Linked DNA regions of Homo sapiens: all the other regions are linked to region 2. A link is an interaction called in ENCODE POLR2A ChIA-PET data of the cell type or tissue named here. Cell type or tissue: HepG2. All regions are shown on one strand. Each heading gives the region's core, and the rest is flanking DNA. Links, peaks and the distances in the headings are about the cores only. Region 1 overlaps PLCH1 (phospholipase C eta 1). Region 2 holds the start of C3orf33 (chromosome 3 open reading frame 33). Region 3 holds the start of PLCH1 (phospholipase C eta 1). Region 4 overlaps PLCH1 (phospholipase C eta 1).

Evidence for each region. ChIA-PET counts read pairs that join two places held together with the same protein. Peaks named below come from ENCODE experiments on the same cell type or tissue, not always from the same donor. Only the 100,000 strongest peaks of a DNase experiment are listed, where the experiment ranks them.
Region 1: POLR2A ChIA-PET joins it to region 2 with 10 read pairs; 4 of 35 experiments call an interaction of 5 or more read pairs at or near these places.
Region 3: POLR2A ChIA-PET joins it to region 2 with 38 read pairs; 12 of 35 experiments call an interaction of 5 or more read pairs at or near these places.
Region 4: POLR2A ChIA-PET joins it to region 2 with 10 read pairs; 12 of 35 experiments call an interaction of 5 or more read pairs at or near these places.

The regions. Positions count from the first base shown.
Region 1 is chr3:155,710,190-155,717,977 of GRCh38, forward strand. The region is part of intron 1 of PLCH1 (phospholipase C eta 1); the gene reads right to left. Among named protein-coding and RNA genes, the nearest start is that of PLCH1, 31 kb to the right of the region's middle. In HepG2, for the core only: no CTCF peak of the experiment used is centred there; a DNase peak (open chromatin) is centred at 4,312; H3K4me3 peaks cover 372 bases.
Region 2 is chr3:155,802,667-155,810,259 of GRCh38, forward strand. It overlaps C3orf33 (chromosome 3 open reading frame 33), which reads right to left and starts at 3,612. Exons shown (of 5, transcript NM_001308229.2): 1 at 3,473-3,612. The coding sequence starts at 3,586. RefSeq lists a silencer at 3,547-3,896. In HepG2, for the core only: CTCF peaks have their summits at 3,225 (motif pointing left) and 3,630 (motif pointing right); DNase peaks (open chromatin) are centred at 1,825, 2,625 and 3,725; H3K4me3 peaks cover 1,888 bases.
Region 3 is chr3:155,741,828-155,749,615 of GRCh38, forward strand. It overlaps PLCH1 (phospholipase C eta 1), which reads right to left and starts at 3,244. Exons shown (of 23, transcript NM_014996.4): 1 at 3,013-3,244. RefSeq lists enhancers at 2,481-3,102, 2,997-3,206. In HepG2, for the core only: no CTCF peak of the experiment used is centred there; DNase peaks (open chromatin) are centred at 2,434, 3,284, 5,074, 5,644 and 1 weaker place; H3K4me3 peaks cover 3,026 bases; H3K27me3 peaks cover 258 bases.
Region 4 is chr3:155,732,539-155,740,326 of GRCh38, forward strand. The region is part of intron 1 of PLCH1 (phospholipase C eta 1); the gene reads right to left. Among named protein-coding and RNA genes, the nearest start is that of PLCH1, 8.6 kb to the right of the region's middle. In HepG2, for the core only: a CTCF peak has its summit at 6,829 (motif pointing right); DNase peaks (open chromatin) are centred at 5,493 and 6,853; H3K4me3 peaks cover 1,806 bases.

The DNA.
Region 1 (7,788 bases), core at 1,919-6,918, 91 kb before region 2:
ATGTTGACCAGGCTGGTCTCAAACTCTTGGCCTCAAGTGATCTGCCCACCTCAGCCTCCCAAAGTTCTGGGATTATAGACATGAAGCACTGCACCCGGCCTAAGTTTTAAGAGTTTTAAAAAAATGTATTTTGGACAAGAGTCCTTTATCAGATACATCTCTTGCAAATATCTTCTCCCAGACTGTGACTTGTCACTAACAGTGTCTTTTGTGGAGCAAAAATTTTTAATTTTAATAAAATCCAGCTTATCAATGAAAAAAAATTAGATTCTGAATCCTTACAATGATTCAAAACATAATTGACAGTGAATAAGGAACACCATATAAGGAAATAACTGATTGTTATTAAAACTAGTTCTATGGCTGGGTGCGGTGGCCCATGCCTGTAATCCCAGCACTTTGGGAGGCCGAGGTGGGCAGATCACTTGAGGTCAGGAGTTTGAGACCAGCCTGGTCAACATGGTGAAACCCCATCTCTACTAAAAATATAAAAATTAGCCAGTCGTGTTAGCATGCACCTGTAATCGCAGCTACTCAGGAGGCTGAGGAAGGAGAATGGCTTGAACCCGGGAGGCAGAGGTTGCAGTGAGCTGAGATCGTGCCACTATACTCCAGCCTGGGCAACAGAGCAAAAAACTCTGTCTCAAAAAAAAAAAAAAACTAGTTTTAAAATATAGCTGCATGTTTACAAACTTGAAAAGCATAGAAAAAACTAAAAAAAAAAAATGTTCAATGTGATATTACTTATCCCCTAAAGACAATGACCATGGGCACTGTGGTCTTTTTTTTTTTTTTTTTAACACAAATTAGATATTATAAGTCTACTTCTTTTGCTTAATAACTACTAATATGTTGCAACCCTCTAGGTATATCAACAAATATACTTCTACAGAACATAAATGTGATTTGAAAAAGAAATTTTAATGGACTCTACTCAAAGACACCAAACACAAAAAATCCTAATGCAAAAATAATAAATAAACAGAGCCATGTAAGTGTGTAGAGGACTCATGCAGCAAATGGACTAAAAGTATAGCTTAAAAGTTAAAAATGCTCCTAAGCTCATTTTATAAGTGATAAGTAACTTTTGTAATCTTGTAAAATCATGTAAAAATCATGTAAAATTTCTTTATTCCTGACATTTTTAGTTGTAGTTAACACGACCAAAATTGTCAATACCAAACAAGTCATATGTGGCAGTAGGGACACCACCAATGAAGAATATTAGAAATTCAAGGATGGCACTTTTAACTAAGAAAAGTGGGAAGTACTTTGAGTAATAATCATTTGTCAATACTTTTAAAACTCGACAATGAAAAAAAAAATCCTTCACACCCACACCCACTTACTAGAATTAAAGCTCCCTTTAAGAAAACTCCACCACAGTGGACATCTGCTGATTTTTCGCTCCTCTAGAAATAGCACCCCAGTTTTCCTCTGGGAAAATCCTTCTCCCACTCTCTGTTCAAAAGATTCAGGTGCTGTCAGCTTCATCCTCTGATTCAGGTAGGCATGTGGCTTAGGTTGCAAATCAGAGTATTGCATCCACTAGGCCACAGTATAGGAGATCCACACGGCCTGTTTCAGATCACTCAGAGTAAGGCACAGATTTCTGTTTGAACTCTTGGGGGAAAAAAAACTTCCTTTTCAGTTTTACTTGAAGTTGCAAGGTCTAAGCTTCAAGACCTAAAGTTCCTGGCCACCATCCTGTCAATATAGTGGAAAAATTTGTGGAGATTGGATCCAACCCAGAGAAATGGAAACAAACCAAGTCGTGGTAATATCATTTGCCACACCTGAAGCTAGATCTGTCCTTGCACCTTTTAATTAAATAAGCCAGTACATTCTCTTTTTTGTTTTATTTAGTTTTGTGTAAGCCACATTGAGTTGGGTTTTCTGTCACTTGCACCTAGAGTCCCAACTGATGAAATACGTCAGCATAGCAAAATGTAAAGAGGACCCATCTGGCCATCATGAGCTCTCTATTCTGGTTTCAGTTCTAACAACCAACTCACAGGGGACCTTGGGCAAGTTTTTAACAAGTCCTCTCTGAGTTCAAAAATATGACTCAATATTTTCTTTCTTGGGCTTTCCCTAGGGATGTGATGCATTCAAGCCCTTTGTCCTGGCTGAAAAGGATTCCCCCAGACTATCTGAAGGTGTATTTAAGCAAAGCAAAACACAAAACCTTTTCTTCAGCTTTAGAATTCCTTTAGCTATTTTCAAATGTGACGCAAATCTATATTGCTGCTTTAACCTGAGTTTTATGAAACACTACAGATTTGTTCAAGCCACTTGAATGGCTTAAAAGACAAATTATCCCAGTTCATATATGGAAATCAGAATTATAATACTGTGCTAAAAAGAAAAAAAAAGGTAAATCTTTAAAAGATAACTTTAATTAGCCAGGAGAGGTAGCAGATGCCTGTAATCCCAGCTCCTCGGGAGGCTGAGGCAGGAGAATTTCTTGAACCGAAGAGACGGAGGTAGCAGTAAGCTGAGGTGGCACTATTGCACTCCAGCCTGGGTGGGACAGCGATACTCTGTCACTAAATAAATAAATAAATAAATAAATAACTTTATGGGAAGAAGGGGCCCTTTTTTTTTTCTAAGTAGAGGAATTTGTCTATTACACCCTGACTGCCGTCTCCACCTCTTTCTCTCTACTTTATCACCACCAGAGCCCAATCTCCTTCAGTATCCTTTTCCATAAAAACCAATACTCCCTTTACATTCCTTATTAATAATATATTATTTGTAAATCACTTCATGATTTACACAATTTTCCATTTATATCTTGTCTTTAAAAAAAAAAAAGCCCTTACAATAGCCCTGTGAGTTCCACATTATTAACAAATAAGACTAAATGGAAACAGCAGGTTGCAAACCCACATCTCCTGACTCCAAATCCACTGTCCCCAGTCCAGAGCAACACTCCACATCCAGCACCAGTTCCTCCCTGACATTCCGCTTCCCTATAAAAAGAACCTAGAGTTGAATTACTCAGGACAGACAAGACTCTAATTCTTCCCACATCCACCATTCACCCCAACTCTACTATGAACCAAGGAGAAGAGACAGGAGGAGACAACTAAATGAAACATTACTTATTCAAAAAATGCATACCTTGTCCCTCCAGCAGGAGCCTCTGGAGTGTATAGATTAGAGATGATCAGAGCAAAGTGTCACTCCTTTGGGTATAAGATGGTGGATGGCTACTTTGAAATGAAATTTGAGTGAGCTACTTGGACCAAGTTCAGAAACACCAAGACCAAGTTTACTTGCAAGATATCATGGTAAAAACTGTCTGAGAGGTGTGTGTGTTCTCCAAATTGCTAACAGCATTTGGAGAATGTTGGAATGGGAAGAAAATCTGGCCAGAAATTAAAATGTAATGCACACGCCTGCCTCCTTGGTGGAAAAGGAATTACTAGTTCATGGGACATAGTAAGGTATCAAGGGACAATGGACAAACACCTGACTGGAAGTCAAAAACCCAGAGCTGCAGCCCAATCCTGCCTCTTACTAACACTGTGTTTCAGGGTCAATCTCTTCACAACCCTGTGCTTCAGCTGCCTCATCTATGTCACAAAAAGGGATGGCAGTGAATGAGATGTTCTTCAAAGTATTTCCAATTTTAATACTCAATATTCTATTAATAAGGATTATGGAAAACTCCTCCCTAATATCCCAATCCATTCATCTTTTATTATAAATTAAAATAACCCTGAAAAACCACAAAATGAACTGTCAGGTATCAGTTGTGTAGCATTTAACTTACATGGAGAAGTGCTCATTTCCTTCTTCTTAAGCCTTGCTGAGAGATAAAAGGCAAAATTAATAAGCTCTGACAGTAATATTCATAAAACAACAAGCACTTAGGAACAGGAAGGCATAGAAAAACAGGTCTCAAAACTATATCCTGTACTTCGGCCTCTGACATAACGTATGTTTGGGAATTTTGCACCCAGGTATCCCTAAAACTTGAGAATTGAAACTAAATCCAGTTAAAAACTAAGATTTCAAACAAAGTTGCTCCTTTCTCATTTCTCCATTAATTTTAAGACAAAGTAAGAGAATTACACAGGGCAGGGATGGGGTGGGAGGGGCCAGGGATCCTCTTCTCTGGCCCAGCCCCAAACTGACAGCTTCTAAAGCAGTTCAGAAGCCTGGGTCAGGTCCAGAGGGCTCCCATGTCACCCGCCACCCAGCAGATGGCCTTCCCCACCATCAGCCCCTCCCCTACTTCCCGCAGGTTTCTAAGCACCACCAAACTGGTTGTTAAAGGCCTCTGCAAACAGCCTAATTCCACAGCCTAGCCCCCTCCCAGCTATGTACACAAAGGGAAAGAAATAAAAGGGTACTTTGTTCATTTTTTAAGGCTCACAGGAGACACCACTAAATCCCAAGTTCCTGGTGTGTTTTCTTTTCTCTAATGCAATCAGGAGCTGAAAATGCTCTGAGCTAGTTAAGCAATGAGGCGCAATCGACCCTCCAAAGACACCCGGGATGCTGCATTTGAAAGGGCTGGTTTAGAGTATATAATATGTATCCAGAGCTTGAAGGAGTCCTCTTCTGTTTTTTATGCATTACTGGACTTGAATTGCTCATGTTTTATGATTTTTACATGTATGTTCCCAAGCAAGGCTGGCCTATAACTTCCATTTCTCATATTGCTCTCAAAAGGCTTTTATATCGAAGTTATCATAGCTTTACAAAATGAGTTTCTATTTCCTGGAAGAATTAGGTTGCTAGTAAAACCAGTTGAGCCTGAACTTTCCTTTAAGAAGAAATATTTGACTACTGGTTTATTTTATTTATAAATTACAGCATTATTCAGGCTTTCTATTTTTTCTAAGTCAGTTTTGGTAAGTTATATTTGTCTAGATATTTATTCATTTTCTCTAAGCTTTCAAATGTTTTAGCATGAAGTTGTTCATAATATTATTCATATAATTTTAATATCTACAACATCTATTCTCTGAATCCTGATATGGCTTATTTGTGCCTCTCTTATTTTTAAATCAATCTCACCAGGTATTTGTCAATATTGCTAGCTTTTACAGTAATCTCCATTGAATAACATGGAATTATTACTATCATTTCCTTCCATCTGCTTTCTTTTTTTTTGAGACAGAGTCTCACTCTGTCATCCAAGCTGGTGGGCAGTGTCACAATCACAGCTCACGGCAACCTCTGCCTCCCAGGGTCAAGCAATGATTGTCCCACCTCAGCCTCCCGAGTAGCTGGGACCACAGGCATGCGCCAACACACCCAACTAATTTTTGTATTTTTTGTAGAGACAGGATTTCGTCAGGTTGCCCAGCCTGGTCTGGAACTCCTGAGCTCAAGTGATCTGCCTGCCTCAGCCTCCCAAAGTGCTATGTTTATAGGAATGAGCCACCACATCTGGCCTCTTTTTTTTTTTTTTTTTTTTTTAAGAGACAGAGTAACACTCTGTTGTCCAGGCTGGAGTGCAGTGGCATGATCATGGCTCACTGCAGCCTCAACCTCCTAGGATTAAGGGATCCTCATGCCTCAGCCTTCCAAGTAACTAGAACTACAGGTGTACACCACCATGCCCAGCTAATTTTTTGTGGAAACAGGGTCTCACTGTGTTGCCCAAGCTAGTCTAGAACTCCTGGCCTAAGCAATCCTCCCACCTCAGCTTCCCAAACTGCCAGGATTATAGGCCTGAGCCACTGCACTTAGCCTTCCATTTGTTTTCTTTGGGCCTATTTTGCATCTTTTTCTAACCTTCTAATTTCAACGTTTAACTGTTTTCAGGTTTTCATCTTTTTAAATATAAGTAATTAAGGTTAAGCATGTGTTAGCTACTTCCCCAACCCCCAAGTTTTGACTCATAGTATTTTTGTTATCATTCAGTTAAAAATATTTTCTGAATACTATTACAGCTTCTTTTTAAACCCAAGATTATTTTGAAACACATTTCTACAACTATTCATAGTAATCTTTTGGTTATAGTTTCTAGTTTAATTCCACTGTGGTCAGAGATTTAGTCTGTATGACACTAATCCTTTGATAATTACAACTTGCTTGATGACATAGTTTGAGGTCACTTTCCATAAATGTTCTAGTGTGTTTGAAAAGAATGTGTATTCTGAAGTTAGGAGGTGTGATCTTCATGTCTATCAGCTCAAACTTATTAGTTACTTCATTCAAATCTTGTGTGTTAGGCCATTCTTGCATTGGCATAAATACCTGAGACTGGCTAATTTATAAGAAAAGAGGTTTGATTAGCTCATGGTTCTGCAGGCTGTACAGGAAGTATGGCACCAGATCTGCTTCTGGGTAGGCCCCAGGAAGCTTTTACTAATGGTGGAAGATAAAGTGGGAGCAGGCATCTGACATGGCAGGAGCAGGAGCAAGAGAATACGATGGGGGGTGCCACACTTTGCAACAACCAGATCTCACAAGAACTCACTTACTATCGTGAGGACAGCACCAAGGCATGACAGCACCATGTCATCCTTCCCCATGACCCAAACACCTCCCACCAGGCCCCAACTCCAACACTGCAAATTACAAGTGAACATGAGATTTGGCCGGGACATGTATTCAAACTATATCATTCAGCCCTTGGCCCCCCAAATCTCATGTCCTCCTTATATTGCAAAATACAATAATGTCTTCCCAACAGTCTCCCAAAGTCTTAACTCATTCCAGCATGAACCTAGTCAAAAGTCCGAAGTCCAAGGTCTCATCTGGAAATGAGTTCCTTCCACCTATGAGCCTGTAAAACCAAAGCAAGTTCTCTACTTCCAAGTTACAGGGGTGGTACCAGCATTAAGAAAACATTCTTGTTCCAAAAGGCAGAAATTGACCAAAAGAAAGGGGCCACAGGCCCCATGCAAGCTCAAAACCCAGCAGGGCAGTCATCAAATCTTAAAGCTCCAAAGTAATTTCCTTTGACTCCATGACCCACATTCAGGGAACATTGGTGCAAGAAGTGGGCTCCCAAGACCTTGGGCAGCACTGCCTCTATGGCTTTGCAGTGTTCAGCCTCTGCAGCTGCTGTTACAGGTTGCTGGGAGCCTGTGGCTTTTCCTGGAGCAGTATACAAGCTGCCTGTGGCTTTACCATTCTGGGGTCTGGAAGACAGTTGGCCCCCTTCCCACAGTTCCACTAGGCAGTGCCCTGGTGGGGACAGTGTGTGGAAGCTCCATCCCCACATTTCCCTTCCATACTGCCCTAGTAGAGGTTCTCTGTGAGGGCTCTGTCCCTGCAGCAGGCTTCTGCCTGGGCATCCAGACTTTCTTGTAAATCCTGTGATATCTAGGGGGAGGCTACCAAGCCTCATTCACTCTTGCACTCTGCACACCTACAGGCTTAATTCCACATGGAAGCCACCAAAGCTTATGGCTTGAAATCTCTGAAGCAGCAGTCCAAGCTGTATCTGAGGCTCTTTGAGCAGAGGCTAATGCCGGAGCAGCCGGGATGCAGGGGGCAGTGTCCCAAGACTGCACAGAACAGCAGGGCCCTGGACCTGGCCCACAAAACTCTTCAGTCCTACTAGGTCTCAGGGCCTGTGATGAGAGGGGCTGCGGTCTTAGATATCTGATATGCTTCAAGGCTCTTCTACCCTTGTCTTGGCAATTAGCACTTGGCTCCCTTTCAGTTATGAAAATATCTCCGGCAAGGTGTTGCTCCCCAACCTGCTTGAATTCCTCTCCCAAAAAAAGTGTTTTCTTTCTCTACCACAAGGCCAGGCTGTGAATTTTCCACACTCTTAAGCTCTGCTTGCTATTTAAATGTAAATTCCAACTT
Region 2 (7,593 bases), core at 1-5,000:
AAAAAAGAAGACTGTCCTCTCTATATCTAATGTGTATAAACAATGTATGTCTTTCAAATAAAGGCCCACTTCTTCAAAAACTGTCCACTCGTTCATTATGATGAATTCTTTTAACTTTTATAGTACTCAAATTCTTTCCCAATCTGGCACACAGAGACATTTATATATATATTTAAACATATATACATACATGTATATGTAAACATATACACACACATATACACACCCACCCACCCCAATACACAGATACATATATGTATATAGTATTGGATTGTTCTCTACTGATCGTATTATTTAACTATCAGTTCCATCAATATATGAACTGGTCTAGTACTTCCTATACAGTACCCATAGTAATTAGTATAACCTTGCATCCATAGTAGGAATTTAAGTATTTAGTAGAAAATTTTATCACTAAACCTTAATATACAGCACTTGGCAGATGTGGGTAAATGGCTAGGGAATATTAAGCGATGTTTTTAAAGTGTTTCATTTAAACTGGGGTAGGCCTAAAGGAGTTAATGAAAAATTAAGAATCCTGCAACTCTCTCAAAAAGAGTAATAATCTAACACACTTTCCTTCCATCAATACAACTAGGTATATAAGAAATGAGATTGGCTGGGCATGGTGGCTCACACCTGTAATCCCAACACTTTGGGAGGCCGAGGCAGGCAGATCACAAGGCCAGGAGATCGAGACCATCCTGACTAAAACGGTGAAACCTCGTCTCTACTAAAAATACAAAAAATTAGCCGGGCGTGGTGGTGGGCGCCTGTAGTCCCAGCTACTCAGGAGGCTAAGGCAGGAGAATCGTTTGAATCGGGGAGGCAGAGGTTGCAGTGAGCCGAGATCGTGCCACTGCACTCCAGCCTGGGTAACAGAGTGAGACTCAGTCTCAAAAAAAAAAAAAAAAAAAAAGAAATGAGATTGAGGCCAGGTGTGGTGCCTCACGCCTGTAATCTCAGCACTTGGGGAGGCCGAGGCGGGTGGATCACTTGAGGTCAGGAGTTTGAGACCAGCCTGGCCAACATGGTGAAACCTCGTCTCTACTAAAAATACAAAAAACTAGCTGGACGTGGTAGCACACATCTGTAATTCCAGCCACTCAGGAGGCTGAGGCACGAGAATCGCTAGAACCCAGGAGGTGGAGGTTGCAGTGAGCCGAGATTGTGCCACTGCACTCCAGCCTGGGCGACAGAGTGAGACTCTGTCTCAAAGGAAAAAAGAGGCCGGCGCAGTGGCTCATGCCTGTAATTCCAGCACTTTGGGAGGCCAAGGCGGGCAGATCACCTGAGGTCAGGAGTTCGAGACCAGCCTGGCCAACATGGTGAAACCCCATCTCTACTAAAAATACAAAAATTAGCCAGGCTTGGTGGCAGGCACCTGTAATCCCAGCTACTCAGGAGGGTGAGGCAGGACAATCACTTGAACCTGGGAGGCAGAGGTTGCAGTGAGCCGAGATCACACCATTGCACTCCAGCCTGGGGGACAAGTGCAAGACTTGGTCTAAAAAAAAAGAAAAAGGAAATGAGATTGAAAATATGCACAAAGGTACATACTCTGGGTTCTGTGATTGGATTATTTGTAATATTATAACTATGTTCTAATTTACACAACTTCCTCCCATAATCCTTCTGAAGTCATTTTTTAATTTGAAATAACCCATGCATCTATTACTGCTTAACTGGAAGAAATGAGTTTTCACCAATTAACACATATATTATTTACCATTCAATGATGCTACAAATATTTATCTAGCACTTACTAAGTAGCAGGCATTACTCTAAGAACTGGGGCTACAATGATGAGTGAAAACAGGCATGGCTTTGGACTTTGTGCTGCTTGGCTGTAGAGCATTTGCAAAGTTATCTTACTCAACTTTCCAGTATTATTTTTTAAAGTTAATGATTCCTTCTGAAAACATTTTCTTCACTTGGCTTCTAGAACACCTGGCTGTCTTGACTTTTTTACTACCTCACTGTCTGCTTCTTCTTAGTCTTTGCTGACCTCCTCTTTACTCCCCAGATTCTCAATGTTATAATCCCCCAAATTCTAGGGCTTCTTCAGTAGCTTTTCTCACTTGCTCTGAGATGTTATTCAAGCCCACGGCTTTAAATGCTACTTAAGGTTTATGCAGGTCATTCCCAATGTTCTATGTCAGGTTCTGATCTCCCTTCAACACCGGACCCCATATCCAGTTGCCAAGGACAGCATCTACAATTCTGCTTAGAAGTCTAATAATGATCTCCAAATTTGCACATCTCCATGTACGTGTCCAAAAAGTTCTCTAGATTTTCCCCAATAAATCATTTATTCCAACTCCTTCTCCTTATCAGCAACTATTACCAGCCTCCTTGGACCTCTTTCTTTGTACCTCACACCCAAACAATTCATATCACCACAATTCTGTGTCTTAGCCACAACCCTCTCTTGCCTGGTGGCCTAACATGTCCCTCTCTTGCTTCAACTCCAGAGGCTTAGTGCTTCACTTAAAAAAAAAAAAAAAAAAAAAGGCAGGGCACCAGTGGCTGATGCCTACAATCCCAGTGCTTTGGGAGGCCGAGGCGGGCAGATCTCTTGAGACCAGGAGTTCAAGGCCAGCCTGGGCAACACAGGAAGACCTTGCCTCTACAAACAAAAAACAAATTAGCCTGGTGTGGTGACAAGTGCCTGTAGCCCTAGCTACTCGGGAGCCTGAGGTGGGAGGATTGCTTAAGCCCAGGAAGTGGAGACTGCAACGAGACATAATGGTGCCACTGCACTCCAGGCGTGACAGAGGGAGACCCTGTCTCAAAAAAAAGAAATCTATTCGGGAGGCTGAGGTGGGAGATCACTTGAGGCCAGGAGTTGGAGGACAGCCTGGACAACATAGCAAGACTCCCAGTCTCTAACTCTAAAAGAAAGTAGTCGATGGGGTAGCGCACGCAACCTGTGGTTCCAGCTACTCGGGAGGCTGAAGTGGGAGGATCTTTTCGGCCGAAGTGGGTGGAGCAGCAGCAGTGAGCTATGATCGTGCCACTGCACTCCAGCTTGGGCCAGAGAGGAATACCGTGTCCCTAAAAAATAAAATTAAAAATAAATAAAAATTAGAAATGCTCTCTCCCAAGGCGTACAGGACTTCCCTGCTCTTCCTCGGTCTCCTCTCTGGGCCCTCCCCAAATGCTCTAATGGACCAGGTGGCATCCCCGAGCTGGGCTGCGTCTCACCCTTTGAGGTGCCCCCTACAGCCCAGCAAGGATCCAGAACAGTCCTTGTAATAATGAGGCCGAACTGGCCCCCTGGCCCGCCCCCGGCCCTCTGCAGCCCCGCACACACGACACTCGCGATGTCGCCCTCTCGAGCTCATTCCCCCGCAGTTTTCTGTCGCTCCCCGGCCCCGGCGGGATCCACGCCTGAGGCCTCACGTTGTTCTCAGGGTCGCTCTGTGCCGCCCCGCGCCCACCACCCGCCCAGACTGCGTGGCCCCAGTACCCGGACTAGGCGCAGGTGGTCGTCTGCCCACTGCGAGATCCGAGCCACGACGTTGGGCTCCATTCCGTCCTTGTCGGCAGACGGCGAGCCGGTGGCCGCGGGCTGCCCCGCCATGTTCCCGGCCTCCTGCGAGCGGCCCTGAGCTCCTCCGGCTGGCGGCAGGGGGCGCCGCTCACCTCGGGAAGGCGGCGGGGTCCCCTTCCCCGCGGACCGGGGTGGCCCCGCGACCTGCAGTCGCCAGTGGGCGGGCCCCAGATATCAGACGTCTTAACAGTGCCCCAACCGCTTTTATGCAGGGTGATTCCACGATGCAGGAGATCTCTGAGCAGCACTGTGGGGGCTGAAGCATTCCCTATCAAGCTAGTAGGATGATTGTCAGCTGGTGACTTCAATTCACTCAGCTGCAACGTGGTTTTCGCAGGTGCCACACAAGGAAGGAAATTGAAGTAATTCATTCCTTCCACCTGCTCCCAAGGAACAGCATATGCATATTTTTTAACCAAATACGACCTGTCCTTGAAACCTATGCATATTTCTTATATTCAAATTGTGCTTTAAAGTTTTAAGAGCTGCTCTGAAAGCCTAATATCACATGCTCTAAATCTTTGAGCTGTTAGAAAACAGTAGTTAATACATTTTAAATAAAACAAAAATTAGATACAGAGCAGTGCAAATAATATGGTAACATTTATGTAATAAAAATATATATTGAGGCCGGGTGTGGTGGCTCCTGCCTGTAATACCAACACTTTGGGAGGCCGAGGCGGGCGGATTACTTGAGGTCAGGGGTTCGAGACCAGCCTGGCCCACATGGCGAAATTCCGTCTCTACTGAAAATACAAAAATTAGCTGAACCTGGTGGTATGCGCCTATAATCCCAGCTACTCAAGAGGCTGAGGCAGGAGAATCGCTTGAACCTGGGAAGCGGAGGTTGCAGTGAGCCAAGATCGTGCCACTACACTCCAGCCTGGGTAACAGAGCAAGACTCCATCTAAAAAAATAAATAAATACTAAATACTATACAAGAAACTAGTAACAGTGACTACCCCGGGAAACGGAAGGTAGGAAAGGGCAAGAGGTTTCACAATCTGCCACCTCTAATAAACATTTTTCAGTGATAGAAATGTCCTGTAGCTTCATGTGGGTATTGCCTGCATGAAATGTGGCTACTGAAATCAAGGAACTGAATTTTTAACTTTATTAATTTTAATTAATTTAGTCACATATGGCTAGTGGCTATTATATTGGAGAGTGCAATTATACTACTGGAGTTTTTTTTTTTTTTTTACTTTATGCAAATATTACCTTTAAAAGTCAAAACAGACTATGTTGTATTCCTAACAATACATATTATGAGTGGTGGCTTCAAGGAGTGTATTGTCTCTGTGTTATAGCCAATAGAAAGTAAATAACAGCCGGGCGTGGTGGCTTACGCCTGTAATCCCAGCACTTTGGGAGGCTGAGGAGGTTGAATCATGAGATCAGGAGATCGAGACCATCCTGGCTAACACAGTGAAACCCCATCTCTACTAAAAATACAAAAAATTAGCCAGTCGTGGTGGCATGCGCCTGTAGTCCCAGCTACTCAGGAGACTGAGGCAGAAGAATCGCTTGAACCCAGGAGGCAGAGGTTGCAGTGAACCAAGATCGCACCACTGCACTCCAGCCTGGGCCACAGAGCAAGACTCTTGTCTCAATAAAAAGAAAAGACAAGAAAGTAAGTAAATAAGAATCGTTGACACTTGGGTCTTGCTTGCTATGCGCCAGGTATTGTTCTAGGTGCTTCTCAGACATTAACTCCCTTCATCCTCCCAGCAACTCATGAGGTAGGCACTATTATTAATCCCAGTTTTACAGAGCAAGTATGCACAGAATGATTAAGGCAGTAGCTAAGGTCACCTAGCCAAGAAGTGATAAACTGGGATGTTGTGCAGGCATTCAACTCAGCCAGTTGGCTCACTCTGTGCAGTTAACCACAACACTGTCTCTTATACAGGCAATTGGCCAAATCACAAAAATACCTACAAATTTCCATCAAGGGTGGAACACAAATGATATTGGGGAAAATCCATCTACAAAGATACATATTAATCCATAATCACTATTTCAAATAAAAATATCTCTGTGTTACTAGATTTAAAATAAATTTAGTTAATAAAAGGAAAGGAAGTGTGGATTTCTTAGGCAATCATTTGCCTAACATTACTCCTTTTGGTTTTCCAATGTCCCATACCTCTTCTCTCCTATCTGCTAGCATTTTCAGTGTCCTAGTTGAAGACAGGTTAGTCCATTCTGCCTACTTTCCATCCCAAAGTCTTTCTTAATATTTCAGATGTCAGCCACCTGGACATCTCTAAGTCCTCTAAATGTCTTTAAGTCTCCTTCAATAATGTTTCAGCATCACCTCACTATGCATTGATGTGAGAAATCTAGTGCTTGTTCCAGGACTTCTGCAGATTAATCAGAGACTTATGCTCCTGAGTTAGATCCACCAAGGCACACTGTTCCTTTTCCTGCTGGTAATTTCTGAAAACTCACTGAATAAGATGATTACATGACCTCAACAGAGAGATATACATGAAAAGCCACACTTAGATTCACTGCCCCATCCCTTAATTTCCTACAATACCATGAACATATCTGTAATAGACTCTTACTGAATGTTTGAAATTAATGAGGTGGAATTATCATTTAAAAAATTGATTGGAGGGCTGGGCATGGTGGCTCATGCCTGTAATCCCAGCACGTTAGGAGGCCAAGGCTGGCAGATCACCTGAGGTCAGGAGTTCGAGACCAGCCTGACCAATATGGAGAAATCCCATCTCTACTAAAAAATACAAAAAAATTAGCCAAGTGTGGTGGCGCATGCCTGTAATCCCAGCTACTCAGGAGGCTGTGGCAGGATAATTGCTTGAACCCGGGAGTCAGAGGTTGCAGTGAGCTGAGATCGCACCATTACATTCCAGCCTGGGCAACAAGAACAAAACTCCGTCTCAAAAAAAAAAAAAATGATTGGATACTAATGTAAGTGTTCCCAGAGACCAAAGAAAAAGAAAAAAGTTGAATATTTCATGAGAATCTCACCCCAGTTTCTAGCCTTGGTTCCCAGTTTCAAAGTCAACCATTCTATTTTTCTTACACAACATACCTCAGGATCAGATGAGGTCATGATTTCCTTGCTCTTCAAACTATTATCATTTTTTCATCCTCTTCAGGATTTCATTGGGGCTGTGATCTTGTGATTTCCTATGACTCCCTCTTATTCACTGAAGATTTTACATCTGACTTAAAGACTTTATCTTCATCTGAATTCCTCTCATTGTTCTCATCTCTTAGTTGTTTGACTGTCATGCCCAGTGACCTTTTCTTCTTCCCCACTTCAGCCATCCACTTCTATAGTCACACCTTGGAACTTTTCCTCACTAGAAATTACCATATCCACAATCACAGTGCTAACACCTCACTCTCCTGAAACAACTTTCAGTTCTTCTGGCTCACTTGTAAAAATACCCATTACAAATAATCCTTTGAGTTAATTGAGATGCCAGTCCACTGAACCACCATGATCTATTCATCACCTCCCTCTAGAATTCAGTTGCTGTATTACCCAGCTTAGACTCAATAGTTTATCCTTACAATTACTCCTTTGAAAGCTTTCTGACCTCTCATCTTCCTCTGCCTCTTTTGCACTTGCCTGGCAAAACCCCAACATGGGACTATACCCAACTTCTACCAGTTAGAGTAAGATATGGTGAGATCTTCAGCTTTTTAAAAGAGAAGCTGGGGCTGGGAGCGCTGGCTCACGCCTGTAATCCCAGCAATTTGGGAGGCCGAGGAGGGCAGATCACCTGAGGTCAGGAGTTAGAGACCAGCCTGACCAACATGGAGAAACCCCACCTCTACTAAAAATACAAAAATTAGCTGGGTATGGTGTGGGGTGCCTATAATCCCGGCTACTTGCGAGGCTGAGGCAGGAGAATCCCTTGCACCTGGGAGGCAGAGGTTGCGGTGAGCCGAGATCGCACCATTGCACTCCAGCCTGGGCAACAAGAGCGAAACTCCGTCTCAAAAAAAAAAAGAAAAGAAAACAAAAGCTGGAAATCTAGATTTTTATATGAAAT
Region 3 (7,788 bases), core at 716-5,715, 60 kb before region 2:
CTTATCTTCATCTAAGAAACCTGAGAATTACAAGGTTTCTGTTTCTTCTAAACTCTGTGCTGCACTTGCCAAGACTACAAGTTTTAGAGTAGAGTTTGTACTTCAAAAATGTAAGCAAATAGGTGCACATAATGCTTCCTATCCTAGATGTACAGCCTTATCTAAATTACTCAGTTTCAGCATTTGTTTCTGAATCTGCAAGTCTGAGTGATTAGCACCAAATCAATCGTTCTCCTTAAGAGTACCAAAGGTAGTATCTTCACTCTGAACGTCTGAAGTGGTATTAGAATTATTTCAGGACTCACAGCTCTTAGTTCATTCAGAACAGAAATCTGGATTTATTCATCTTGCCTTATATATAATACGTTCTCAATAAACATTTGTTGACTAAGTGAATAAATTAAGTAAAAAACATTTCGTTAAGAATTTTCACAGTATTTTACATTATGGCACCCTAACAAGGAGCACTTTTATCATATTCTATGTTTATAATACTAGCCCTATATCTGAAAGACTGATTTTTAAAATAAATTTAATTGAAGTTGATGATGTGGGAAAATATATCAAACGGAAGCAATAACTTTAAACAGATTTTATTGCAAATCTGGTGCCACTATAAATCCTCGCTCTGCCCATCAACCTTCCCTCTCTTTGTCTCCTTCCCATTGCCTCTCCCCAGCCTCCCCCAGGTACTCCCAGTCTCATTATCCCATGATCTGTTAAAACTGCAGTTTACCTCCTGGAACCAGCAGAAACACATGTCACTGAGAATTAGGGAATTGGAGCCAGTTACAAGCCACCAAATAGGGTCACAAAGTATCTGAACCTGAAAATTAAGAGTTTTTCTATTTTGCTAAACATGAGAAAAGGGGAAAAACTCAGTTGGACTTATTTTTAAACATTTGAGCTAGATGGATTGCACAATGTTAAGAATTTATGACAAATGAGATGGGAGACAACTTTAACAGCATGTTACTCGCTAATCATTTGAAAAGTGGTATGTTTGATTTCATTTGCTGATGGTGGGAGGATATTATCTTAAAACATCTACCACAAATAAACACTTGCTATTCTTGAAAACAAATTGCTTGAAACTGGTATGTAGCGAGACAGTACTCACGTATTACTTCATCCAAGGTATTTTATGCCACACTTTATCCCAAGAAGAATAACTCCATTTTAAATTTGTATTAGCATTTATGTTAATTCTAACCAATGTTAAATAGCAACTAGGTACCAATCATGCTGCCAAATATTGATGCAGTTTAAGAAAAATAAGCAAGAAGCTACCGCTCCTTCTACATACCCCTTAAGATGTGTACTTTTGCCAAATGCTAGGCTGTATGTAAACAAACGGATTTTAAAAGAGGGGATAGGGCTGTCAAGATTCACAATTTTATGAAAATGAAAATGATTCTCATCTGCTGGGCGCGGTGGCTCACGCCTGTGATCCCCACACTTTGGGAGGCAGAGGTGGGTGGATCACCTGAGGTCAGGAGTTCCAGACCAGCCTGGCCAATATGGTGAAACCCCGTCTCTACTAAAAATACAAAAAATAGCTGGGCGTGGTGGCGGGAGCCTGTAATCCCAGATACTCGGGAGGCTGAGGCAAGAGAATAGCTTGAACCCAGGAGGCGGAGGTTGCAGTGAGCCGAGATCGCACCACTGCACTCCAGCCTGGGCGACAGAGCCAGACTCCGTCTCAAAAAAGAAAAAAAGAAAAAGAAAATGACCAGCTTGAGAAAACTGGCTTCTGTTAAGGCTTCTTGAAGCATTCTCTGCAGAAGACTTTAACCCCAAAGGTGACCAAAACGCTGAGGCAACTGAAAAAAACTACCGCCTCTTCTGGGAAATCCTTTGTTTCTTTTCATTGGCATTATACTCTGGTCCCTTTTGCAGAGCATCTCCTTGTCATAAACATGCCAATAAACAGGACATGGGTGCTGCTGGGTTGTACAAGCTCTGCTCTTCACCTGGGTTAGGAGGCACAGATTTGTTCTTGTAACGCTCGAGAACAATCACTTCACTGAATTTTCTAACTCCTTACCAGGAAGTAAATGTTTTATTCGTCTCCCCTTTTCGGGACAGAGGGGGATTTCAATTGCTGCCCTAATAACTAATCTCTCACCATTTTCTTCTGTCCGTGATCAAAACGGTAACAAGGGAAGGGAAAAGTTGGGTTTTTTTTTTTAATTTAGTTGGTTATTGCTTTAATGCTGAACTCTCAACGTCAAAATGTGATCACAAATTGATTCGCAGAAGGAAACAAATAGAAAAAGCCTCGGGAAGGAGGGGAGAGGGCGTCGCAGACGCTCAACAGGGAACTGGGTTTAGGGGCTCGCGGGGTGGCGTCTCGGACCCGCAGCTCAGTCGCCAAGGAAACGCCGCGCAGGCGCAGAGCGTGCCGCCGCGGGGCCGGGGTTTGCCTCCACCACCCCGCGCCGCTCGGGCGCTCTTGGTTCTTCCCAGGAAAGGGCAATGGAGTATATCCTCCTCGCGCTGAGCACACCTAGTCTCTAAGAGGTCCTGAGCAGGGTCACCGGGCGCAGGAAAAGCTGTGAGACTCCCCAAGTGTAACGGACGCTGCACTCCCCTTGCTGGGAAACGCGGACCTGCTCTCCTGGCGGCGTCTGGCGGTCAGAGAGAGGGTCCCGGGACCCCGCGTGAGGGTGAAGCATCCTGCAGCGAGGCTGGACCTTCCACCGGGCGAAACGCCACCCACCACCACCGCAAGGGACCCGAGAGTTACATTATTTCGCGGACACACACACCCACCCTCATCCTTCTGAATTATGGGACCCTGAAGAGCGGCCGTGGCCAGTTCCCCGCACGGGGCCTTAGGGGATCCCCACGCACAGCACTCACAGTCCTAAACAGGCGTGTGCCGGCTGTGGCTGCCGAGAAAGGAACTTGGGCCACCTGCTCACTCGCTCATCGGACTGGCGTACCAGTTCTCTTTTTCCTGCACACCCCCTTCTCTCCTGGGCCCCTTCTTCCCCCGAAAGCACTGACCTCCTCAGCTTTGAGTGTTCAGTAGCTGAAGGACTCCTCGGAGTCCGTGGCACAAGGAGCCACCTCCGAAGTGCTGGGGTGATGAGTTATTGGCCCCTGTGACTCCAACTCCAAACCCCTGCCAAGGGCCAGAAAAGCCCCCCTAGAAGAGCACTTCTCCCCACTAGCCAGCAGAAGCCCCAGACGAGCGGGGAAGAGCAGGGCGCCGCCGCCACAACCTGCTTTCTCATTCAAATCCTCACGCTCACACAGGAGCCCCCCTCCCTCTCGGCCCCGCAGCTTCCGAGGAAATCAGGAACTGGAGTTGCGGAGAGCGGACTGGAGCGCCTGCTGCCTCCTCTGGCCCGGGCGGGATGGGTGTACGGAACCCTAGGGCTGCACGTGGAACCCCAAGGCTGCACCTGGAACCCTTGGCTTACACTCTCCTGCGGGGCTCCCCGCTTGGCAAGGGCCAGAAGCACTGGGAATGAAGTACTTTTACTCCCCCGCAAGTTTCAAAAGTTTCGAAACCCAGGGTAACCCCTCGGGGCTGTAGCCAGAGGGCCTCGGTGGTGGGGGGTAAAGGAGTTGGAGAAACAAAGTTGGAAGTGAAGGGCGCAGGGAATGGGAACTGCGTGCAACTTGCACCAAAGTGAAAAGTGTTCTCAAACGTCCGTCTTACCTCCTTTAAAAAAAAAAAATTTCTAAGAATATAGCATCTGTCGATGCCGCAAATTAAAGAGATCTACTCTGAGTGAATGGGAACTGCGTGCAACTTGCACCAAAGTAAAAAGTGTTCTCAAACGCCCGTCTTACCTCCTTTAAAAAAAAAAAATTTCTAAGAATATAGCATCTGTCGATGCCGCAAATTAAAGAGATCTACTCTGAGTGAAGTGCAACTAAAATTGAGAGCGTGTAAATGGTAACACTTTGCTTTTATTTACCCCCAGTCTCTTCATTTGGAAATGCTACTCCTTGGCATTAACAGGCCACTTATTCACTTAGATCCGTTTAGTGGCTGGTTGACTCAAGCGGGCAACCTGCCGGGAGTAAGAAGGCGGCGGTGGCAGAGGAAAGCTTGCACGAAGCAGGCACTCAAGTGTTGATGAAACGATGAAATCTACTGAATGCACTGAAAGGATGAGTGACCAGCTTGGGGCGGATGCTGGAACCGCCGCTGGCCTAGACGGCCGCGGTGTGATCCGGCTTCTGGATTCCAGGATTTACATTTATCAGCCTTCATTCAACCTGCCCTATTGTTAGTTCAAAGCCTGGCTGGGAAGGAGTGGGGACGCAGCTCTTCACTCACCTTTCAGTTTAAAATAATCCTCCAATAAGAATGTCCTAGGAAAGCTGGCAGCATGGGGTTGGCAGGGATTTTCTGGGCTTAGTGACAACATAAACTAAAGTCATTTTCTTTTTTCATGCGTGAATTTGCCCAGGAAGTTACAAACGAGTAAGTTACAAATGAGTGCCTGAGATTGGAGCTCAGGGCCTTGGCTGCCTGTTCTCTTTGACAGACAGTGTGGAGGGTGGTAGCACTGTGACCTCTCAGCGCAAGATCTAGGGTTTCACCTTTTCATCCCACTTAGCCGATACCATAGAAACAACCCATTTGTATTATTCAATTCAACAGAGGCAATTACAATGTCACAGCAAAGCACCATGGGCAAGAAGAAACTTTGTCCTGAAAACAATCCTAGACTCTCAGAAAAAAGAAAAAAGCCACCAGAATACCCACTTGAATTTCTTCCTGCCAATAGTACCAGGAAGAAATCAATTTGGAAAAAATGTAGGTAAGGTCCTTTGCCTCTATAGAAAGAAACCTCCCCAAATTTACTTGTTTTTGTTTTTGTTTTTTTGCATGCCCATACACAAGCCTCAATTTATAAGAAATTAAGTCATTAACCCTCTGCCTCCAAACTGCTTTATATTTTGTAAACAAGCTTGTTGGAGATTTGTTTTGCTGGTAACCTCCATGGTGAATAGAAAAGCCAAAAAAAAAAAAAAAAAAAAAAAAACCACCAAGATAATCCCTCAACAGCAGCAGTTCACCCCCTAACCTCCGGTGTTTGTCTTTCTTGAGTCTGAAAAAATGCAGATGCACATGTTGAAATAAACTCAGACACAAAGTTCATAATAAGAGCACTTGTTTGCTATGCATTCTTTATTTTGATAGTTTTAATCAACTCCCATAATTTTGTAAACTTTTAAATTTTTAAATTGTGTGATATTTCAAACCTACCAAAAACAGGATATATACCATGTAATACTCCTGCTCCCCCCAGCCCTTCTTTTTTAAATAAAGCATTACAGATATAGCTAAACCCCAACTCCTGACTCGTTACCCCCACCCCTTCCCAAAGGTAATAATTCTGAAGTTGGTATGAATCATAATTATGCATGTTCTTAAATGTTTAGGACATTTATACATCCATAATCTTTTAATGTAGCTTTTCTCTCCAAGTCGTTTTAACATTATTTATCTGAGAAAAATCACTAAAACAATTAATTAATTAATTGGAGAAAATCACTAAAAACAAGAAAATGTGTTACATTGCTAAGTTTTTAGAAGCAGGACAGAACTATTTTTCCTGCTTGTGACAATCAGAGTATGGAATAATAACAAAGGGATTAGACAGTGGGTAATAAGCAGCCTCTCTAGGTTACACAAACTCTTCCATGGTTACCAAAGAATAAATAGAAAAACAAAACAAATAATACCCTCCTCTTTCACTGGTTAAAGGGGAACTGGAGAAAATGAGATCTTCATTAAAACTTCTTTGGGCAGGTAAGACAAACATCCTACATGGTAGTAAAGTACCTTTTCTAGAGGATCTCTTGGTCATGCAAGCTATGATCTTTTAGTAAGGATTTACCACTTTTCCAAGTATAAAGAACTCCTGCTGGTAGCTCAATACAAGGTTGAAATCCGCCTGGCTGAAAAGTCTGGGGTTGAATTAGCCCTGCCTCTTCAAGCACAGGGACATCCATCTGTACAGTAGTTACAAAAATCTTTTGCTGTGATTCTTTGACTTAATGTCCTCCCAGCATTAAAAGTGCTAAGAAAGCATCAATTTTTCTTAAATGCCATTGAATGGTGAAAGGCATCCTTCCCAACCCCCACCCTCTTCATTTCCTAAGCGATGACTCTCATTAATTATACTGGCACACCACTGCCCAGCCTCCCTTCTAAATAGCTGCCAGATTTCTACATATCATCTCTGCCTTGATACAGAATGTGCACTGACACCAGGATCACAGAAAATCCTGTAAGAGGTGCCTGATACACAGTAAAATGATTGATGTGCCTTGTGGTGAGCCTGCTGTGCTGCGTATCGTAGGGGGTTTCTTAGAAAACTGCACTGGGAATTTCTGTGTTGGAAAAAGATTTTTCTAGCTGTGCAAAAATTGTGCTTCCAGTTGCAAAAAGAGCCATTTATTTAAGGTGTTCAAATTTAAACAGCAACCATCTTGAGTTATATCCACGAGCAAGAGAGGAAAGGAGATAAATGTTCCCTATTTTAATCAATGCACCAAGTTAAGAAAACCATTGACCAAAAAAGCGTATCAAGGAAGAGGCACTCCTCTTTCAACACATATTTCTTTAGTACTTGCCATGTACCAGGCACTGCTCTAGGTGGTAAGCCTTAGCTGGAATATAGATAGCACTCCTGAAGTAGAGCGTAGTACCTGTCTTTATGGCCCTACTCTACAAATTGGTCACGGCTTTTAGGTACAAATAACAAAACCCCTTATCAAACCAGCTTGAGTAAAAAAAGCTGATGTATTGACTCCCACTTTAAGATAGGGGGAAGGATAAGGACTTCAGAAACGGTGGGAGTCTAGCAATTCAGAATCAGCATTTCTCTTGTTAAAGAAAAAATTAGTCAGTGTTAAAGCATGGTAAGGAAGGCTTTATCCAGCACGATCGAAATCGGCACAGGGACTACTGCAAGGAGCTCATGCAGAATACAGCATAGGCAGCTTGGAATTTATAGACAAAGAACAGATGGGGTTGCTGGATGAAAAATCACTAAGAGGAAACATCAGGAATATGAGGAACTCTAGCTAACCCGACATAACTGGATTCTTGCTGAACACAGGCCAGGGAGATCAGACATGACCTGGGCAATAGTGGAGGATGAGGGATCTGATCAGATATTGAGAATGATCAGATATGGAGAGTGGGGGTTCTTGCTAAACTGACTTGGCAGAACTCTTTTCTAAAACTGAGTTTTACAAGAAAACGCACATATGGGCCCAGGAGAAGGCTCAGAAGCATGACTAATGTTTGTTTGGCCAAGCAAGGAATTTTTGTCACTCTCACACTTTCACCTTTGCTCCTACTATTTCCCTGTCTCTGCTTTTCTCAGTGTTTTGATCCTATTCTCTCCTATTCCATATGAGCTTTCTGTACAAGCTGGGGGTGGGGAGAGCATGACTAGAGACAGCTCCAGGTTTCAATCGTCTCAGCTAGAGAGGCCTTTTTGCTTTTACCATCTGTAAATAAGATGGTAGGAAAGGATTCGAACTGACCTGACTTAGGTCATGTGTCCATCCATAGGTCAATTACTGTGGACAACAATAAGTAGAGTATATGTGTGGCCAGATCCTGATTATACACACACCCTTATGGCCAGGAAGGCGGGGTATTATAAGTAGCAGCCCATCAGAACTGCTTGGAACCAGGGAGGATTTGTTCCCAAGATGAAAGGGGCTGGTCCTACCAAGTGAAGGCAGGAAGAGATTCTGGCAAATAAAAAGAATAGATATGGGCTGGGCACGGTGGCTCAC
Region 4 (7,788 bases), core at 2,583-7,582, 68 kb before region 2:
AATAAACTAATTCAGTAAAGTTGCAGGATACAAAATCAAAACTAAAAAATCAGTTATGGCTGGGTATGGTGGTTCATGACTGTAATCCTAGCACTTTGGGAAGCTGAGGCAGGCGAATCACCCGAGGTCAGGAGTTTGAGACCAGCCTAGCCAAAGTAATGAAACCCCATCTCCACTAAAAATACAAAAGTTATCTGTGCATGGTGGTGCATGCCTGTAGTCCCAGCTACTCAGGAGGCTGAGGCAGGAGAATCACTTGAATTCAGGAGGTGGATGTTGCAGTGAGCTGAGATTGTACCACTGCACTCCAGCCTGGGTGACAGGGTGAGACTGCATCTCAAAAAAAAAAAAAAAAAAAAAAATCAGTTATGTTTCTAAACACAGAATAAATCCTCTGAGGAAAAAAAATCAAGAAAATAATCCCATTTACAATAGCTACAAAAAAAATACGTAGGAATAAATTTAACCAAGGAGGTGAAAAACTTGCATACTGAAAACCACAAAACACTGATGAAATAAATTAAAGAAAACACGAACAAAGGGAAAGATATCCTGTGTTCATAAATTGGAAGAATTAATATTAAAATGTCCATATTACTCAAAGCAATCTACATATTCAATGTAATTCCTATCAAAATTCCAATGACAGTTTTCACAGAAATAGAAAAAAAGAAAAACACCTAAAATTCATATGGAACCACAAAAGATCCTGAATAGAGAAAGCAATCTTGAACAAATAGAACAAAGCTAGAAGCATCATGCTACCTGATTTCAAAATATACCACACAAAGCTATAGTATTCAAAACAGCATGGTCCCAGCATAAAAACAGACACAGAGAACTATGGAACAGAACAGAGAGCCCAGAAATAAACCTACACCCTTGTGGTCAATTGATTTTCAACAAAGGTGCCATGAACACACAATGGGGAAAGAACAGTCTCTTCGATAAATAGGTTGAGGAAAACTGGATATCCACATGCAGAAGAATAAGATTAGACCATTTTCTCTACCACATACAAAATCAACTCAAAATAGATTAAAGATTTAAATGTAAAACTTGAAACTATAAAACTACTAGAAGTAAACAGGAGAAAAGCTCCATGACATTCTCTGAGCAATGATTTTTTGGATATGACCCCAAAAGCACAATAAACAAAAGCAAAAATAGACAAATGAGATTGCTTCAAACTAAAAAAGAGAATGAATAAAGAGACGACCTGTGGAATGGGAAAAATATTTGCAAACCATACATCTGATAAGGGGTTAATATTCAAAATACAAAAGGAACTCAAAGAACTCAACTGCCAGAAAACAAATAACCTGATCTGAAGATAGGCAAAGGACCTAGATAGATATTTCTTAAAAGACAACATACAAATGGCCAACAGGTATACATATATATATATATATATATATATATATATATATATATATATATGCACTCAACATCACTAGTCATCAGGAAAGTGCAAATTAAAATCACAATGAGATTTCACTTCATATCAGTTAGAATGGCTATTATCAAAAAGACAAAAAGTAAGTGCTGGCAAGGATATGGAAAAAAGGAAATCCTTGTGCACTGCTGGTGAGAATGTAAATTAATACGGCATGGAGGTTCCTCGAAAAATCAAAAATAGGACAGGCACAGTGTCTCATGTTTGTAATCCCAAGACTTCGGGAGGCCAAGGTGGGAGGATCACTTGAGCCCAGGAGTTCAAGATCAGCCCAGGCAACATAGTGAGACCTGGTCTCTATTAAAAATAAAAATAAATAGACAGTCATAGTGGCATGTGCCTGTACTCCCAGCTACTCAGGAGACTGAGGTGGGAGGATTGCTTGAGCCCATGAGGTCAAGACTGCAGTGAGCCATGATCGCACCATTGTACTCCAGACTGGGCAACAGAGTGAGACCCTATCTCAAAATAAAATTAAATTAAATTTTAAGAAATTAAAAATAGAACTACTATATGATCTAGCAATTTCACTACTGGGTATGTATCCAAAGAAAATGAAATCAGTATGTCAAAGAATTATCTTCACTCACATGTTCACTACAGCATTGTTCAGAATAGCGAAGTTATGGAATCTGACCTAAGTGTCCATCAGTAGATGAAGGGATAAAGAAAATGTGGTATATATATATACACACAGTAGCATTCTTTTCTTTTTCTTTTTTTTTTTTTTTTGAGACAGAGTCTCGCTCTGTCGCCCAGGCTGGAGTGCAGTGGTGCAATCTCGGCTCACTGCAACCTCCGCCTCCCAGGTTCACGCCATTCTCCTGCCTCAGCCTCCCCAGTAGCTGGGACTACAGGCACCCGCCACCACGCCCGGCTAATTTTTTTGTATTTTTAGTAGTGACGGGGTTTCACCATATTAGCCAGGATGGTCTCGATCTCCTGACCTTGTGATCCTCCCGCCTTGGCCTCCCAAAGTGCTGGGATTACAGGCGTGAGCCACCGCGCCCAGCCTATACACAGTAGCATTCTATTCACCCTTTAAAAAGAAGGAAATCCTATCATTTGCAACATGGATGAACCTGGAGGACATTATGGTAAATGAAGTAAGTCAGACACAGAAAGACAAATACCACATGATCTCATATGTAAAATCTAAAAAAGTTGAACTCATAGAAGGAAAGAGTAGAATGGTAGTTACCAGGGACTGCGATGTGACTGGGTGGCGGGTGGGGAAGATGCTGGTCAAAGGATACAAAATTTTGGTTAGATAGGGGGAAGAAGTTCAAGAGTCTATTGTACAACATGATGACTATCATTAATAACAATGTATTTTATTCTTAAAAAATTGATAAGGAGCTGGGTGCAGTGGCTCACGCCTGTAATCCCAACACTTTGGGAGGCCAAGGCAGGTGGATCACCTGAGGTCAGGAGTTCGAGACCAGCCTGGCCAACATAGTGAAACCCCATCTCTACTAAAAATACAAAAATTAGCCGGGCGTGGTGGCAGGCACCTGTAATCCCAGCTACTTGGGAGGCTGAGGCAGGAGAATCGCTTGAACCCAGAAGGCAGAGGTTGCAGTGAGCCAAGATCGCACCACTGCACTCCAGCCTGGGTGACAGAGCGAGACTCCATCTCAAAAAAAAAAAAAAAACTGATAAGGGTAGATTTTCAGTGTTCTTACAGCAAAAAAGAAAAAGATAAAAAAAGTATGTGAGGTATTACATAAATTAGCTCGATTTACCCATTCTGCAATGTATACATATTTCAAAACATGTATATAATTTTTGTCAATTAAAGAAAATAAATAGTTTAAGGAAGCTCTTATATGCTGATATATAATGATACACAAAATATGTTACGTCTGAAAAAACACACAAGAAACTAATAACACTTTTCTACGGGAGGAAAAACTGAATGGCTGAGGAACAGAGATGTGGGAGGTAATTTTTCCCTAAACGCCCTTGTAAGCTTCTAAAATGTGTAATCATGAAAATATAAGATCTATCCAGTTATTCTTTCCCAAAGAATAAAATTAATACACTAATGAGAAGAATTCTATGAGAAAACGTACACCTTTAATTTAGTTCACCAGATCGGAAGTGAGGACTTTTCAACAATATGTTGGGAATTGGTCCTGATTCAGGTTTTTGCTTTTGACTGAAACTTGGAAACTAAATAACAGATTTCACATTTCTCTCTTTTGACAAAAGAAAAAGAAGTTAGTAAACAGTTTATGTTCTCTCTCTTCCAAGACTGTATTTTAGTGATTTACCCAGTAAATAGAAAAATACTTTCAATCCAAAACCTATTTAAAAGGAGAAAAGTTGTGGTTTAGAGTAGAACATTTGTGTACAAGCCTTTTCTCTTTTTCCATTTAAGAAGAAAAGATTCCTGTGACATTCACATTCAGACAAGGCTCAGGAAAATTCAGGAATAATCACACTACAGTGATTTCTCTTTGGGGAACAAAAGCAATGGGCAAAAAAATAAGAAAAAGAAACTTTCCAGCCTTCACTCCATAAACACACTGCCTGCAAAAGACAGGTTCAGCTGCTCAGTAGTCAGACGAGTCTGATTCCCACCGGTCCCCTGAGCCAGGTTGCAGCCAATAGTGATGCTTTATGAGAGGAAAGAAAACTATTAAAAATTGCAAAACCTCTCCCGCCCTGTTATCGAAATCCAGAAGACCTTAGAGAACACTAGTTTTAAAAATTATAAAATGCAATGAGGCTTATGAAGAAAGTAAGACAGATAATTGCTTTTCTTTTCTTTAAAATTGCTTCCCAGTCTCCTATTTCTACCAGTTAGGAGCTAAGAGACAGTCGTTTATTTATTCATTTATTATTGAAACCCATATATTCTCTTTTTCTTTCTTTGTTTTTATTTTTTCTTTCATTTTATGTATTAAGTTGAAAGCTTCAAAATTCAAAAGGCATAAAAGAGTATACAGGCCGGGCACAGTGGCTCATGCCTGTAACCTCAGCACTTTGGGAGGCCGAAGCGGCTGGATTGCCTGAGCTCAGGAGTTCGAGACCAGCCTGGGCAACACGGTGAAACCCCGTCTCTACTAAAATACAAAAGAAATTAGCCGGGCGTGGTGGCGCACGTCTGTAGTCCCAGCTACTCCCGAGGCTGAGGCAGGAGAATCGCATGAATCCGGAAAGCGGAGGTTGCAGTGAGCCGAGATCACGCCACTGCACTCCAGCCTGGGTGACAGAGCAAGCCTCCGTCTCAAAAAAAAAAAAAAAAAAGAGTATATGGTGAATTGTTTACCTCTGACTTCTGTCCCTTAGTAATCAACTTCTTAATTCTTGTGTATCCTTCTGAAGATTTTTTTCTTTTTTCTTTGTTGAGACAGGGTCTCAATCTATCACCCAGGCTGGAGTGCAGTGGCAGGATCACAGCTCACTGCAACATCAACCTCCTGGGTTCAAACAATCCTCCCACCTCGGCCTCCCAAAGTGCAGGGATTACAAGCGTGAGCCACCATGCCCTGCCCTCCTAGAGATATTATGTATGTGTAAAAGAAAAGGTGGTTCCCCCTCAAATATAAATTAAAAAATCAGAGGGTCTTCACATAACCCTAACTCCTTATATTAACACATTACTGTTCTATGAAGCAATCTCTTCTTTAAAAAATAAATTTTCAATACCTCCTATATCACTCAAAGATAAGAAAGAGCTATTTGGCAAAAAGAAATAGGATGTCTGGAGAACTACATTGCATATGATTTTATAGCAAATCAACTCACTGAATTTCTGGTCCAGGATTCTGACCTGAAAAACCTGTGTAGATCTTCCAAGTTCCCAGCAGAAATAATTCTGCAGAAGTTTTATTAGCACTCCATGCAGATCTAAGGTCCAGAAGCCTCTTCAACTTAATTGAAGAGGGAGAGAAGAGGGAAGTGGGAAGCTGAATTCAAATGTTTGGTTCTTGTGGACTAGCAACAAGGAAGTGAAGACAGATGAAAGAGAAACCTTGAGTGCCTTGGATCAGTTAATCAGTAACTCACTGACGCTGGCACTAAACTAGATCCCGCTGACATCCAGTGGCAATTGACCGGGTAAGGCTAGACAAGTTTGTAAGTCTCTTGCTCAGTGCAAAAGAACCAGCCACAGAGAGAAGAGGCTGCTTGGAGAATAAGCTACAGAAAACAACTAAAGAGCAAAACCCAGAGAGCCCTCCAGGGACCTGTGTGGTGTCTGAGGCAGAGGCTGAATTCCAAGACAGAGTCCAGCACCCACTTTTTTTGAAACCCTTAGCATTTTCTTCTAGCCTGGAGTCAGGTACTAGGGAAGAAAGAAGACCCAGAAGAAGGGTGTGCTTTTTAAGGTGTGGTGCGCTATTAAGAATGCTGGACTGCCGGGAGTAGTGGCTCGTGCCTGTAATCTCAACACTTTGGGAGGTAGAGGTCGGAGGATTGCTTGAGCACAGGAGTTCGAGACCAGCCTGGAAATATAGTGAGACCCTGTCTCTACAAAATTTCTTTTAAAAATTAGCGGGGCGGGGCGCAGTGGCTCACGCCTGTAATTCCAGCACTGCGGGAGGCCGAGGCAGGCGGGTCACGAGGTCAGGAGATCAAGACCAGCCTGGCTAACACGGTGAAACCCTGTCTCTACTAAAAATACAAAAAAAAAATTAGTTGGGCGTGCTGGCGGGTGCCTATAATGCCAGCTACTAGGGAGGTTGAGGCAGGAGAATCGCTTGAAACCGGGAGGCGGAGGTTGCAGTGAGCCGAGATCCCCCCACTGCACTCCAGCCTGGACAACAGAGCGAGACTCCACCTCCAAAAAAAAAAAAAAATAGCATAACATGGTGGCACACGCCCGTAGTCCCAGCTACTCAGGAGGCTGAGGGGCAAGGACCTCTTGAGCCCTGGAGGTGGAGGCTGCAGTGAACCAAGATCGTGCCAGTGACAGAGGGAGACCCTGTCTCAAAAAAATATACAAAAATAAAAGCATGCTAGACTTAGGTGTCTTAGGTATCCATCGCAACTCAGCCACCAATTGGCTGTGTGAACGATGACATTCCTGAGCCCAGTTTCTTTATGCTGAAACCAGCTCAAAAATACTGCAAATCTAAAACCAGCTCAGTACAAGCCAGTTGCAACTTCCCAGTACCACAGCAGTTTTAGGAGCACCAAAACTCCAGCTTCTGGAATAACTTAAGACATTTTCAGCAACTGTCCAAGGCAATTCTCATCTCCAGTTTGAAAAACATTGCAAAACACTACCCGGTCCATTCTAGCAGTAAATCTATCAATACTACCTCAAGAAAAATAATCGGGCAACATTTAGATAAAACCAACATCTAAATCTTAGGATGTCAGAAAGCACACATTAAAATCATGAGGAATCCTCTTAGACCCACCACAAGATGGCAACAATCCAGAAGTGGTAAGTGAGCAAGTCGATGTGGAAAAATCTCTACAGCACATAACCTAAACACCACTTCCAAAAACATAGCCCACATCGTTTATAAACAAAGTCGTGAATGTTTTCTGGAACCAGACCTGAATTTACAACCTCCTAAACTCCATGTAGGGAATGCAGTTTCTTTACTCTCCAGACAGCTTATCAGAAACTCTCTACCTGTCTATACTTTGCATAAATGGTGAATTTGAAAATAAAAGTAACCCAGCGTTTGTCACAAATTTCCCGCCTATTACCACTGCATTCCTGAGTAGTAATAGGATGTAACAGAACATGGAGGCAGACAGACGTGGGTTCAAATTCCAAGTCTGTTCCACGTTCGTCTGTCCCATGTTACATCTTAGGCAAGAAACTAACCTCTCTGAACCTCATCAGTAACATAGGATAAGAATTCCTGCCTCTCTTGATTATTGTGTATTATAAAAAGACATAAAATAAGTGCCATCACGTTAGGAATACATTAATGTTCACTTCCTCCTTTTCTTCCAGAATCCTTTAAAATATTTACAGAACAATAAATAACCAGAAAAACTATCCCCCCTTATGGTAAATCCCAATCATGCCAAAATTCCTCAGACCAAAATAGATACCAAATGAAAAACAGCTTTTTTGTACTTAGACATAGCGTGTGTACCATATGTGTTCTCATGATACACACATGCTTATAAAAAGATATTGTCAGAAGGTAACCACTGTTGGCTAGGTGCGATGACTCAGGCCTGTAATCCCAGCACTTTGGGAGGCCAAGGCAGGCGGATCATCTGAGGTCAGGAGTTCGAGACCAGTCTGGCCAACATGGCAAAACCCCATCTCTACTAAAAATACAAAAATTAGCCGGGCATGATGGCGGGCGCCTGTAATCCCAGTTACTCAGGAGGCTGAGGCAGGAGAATCA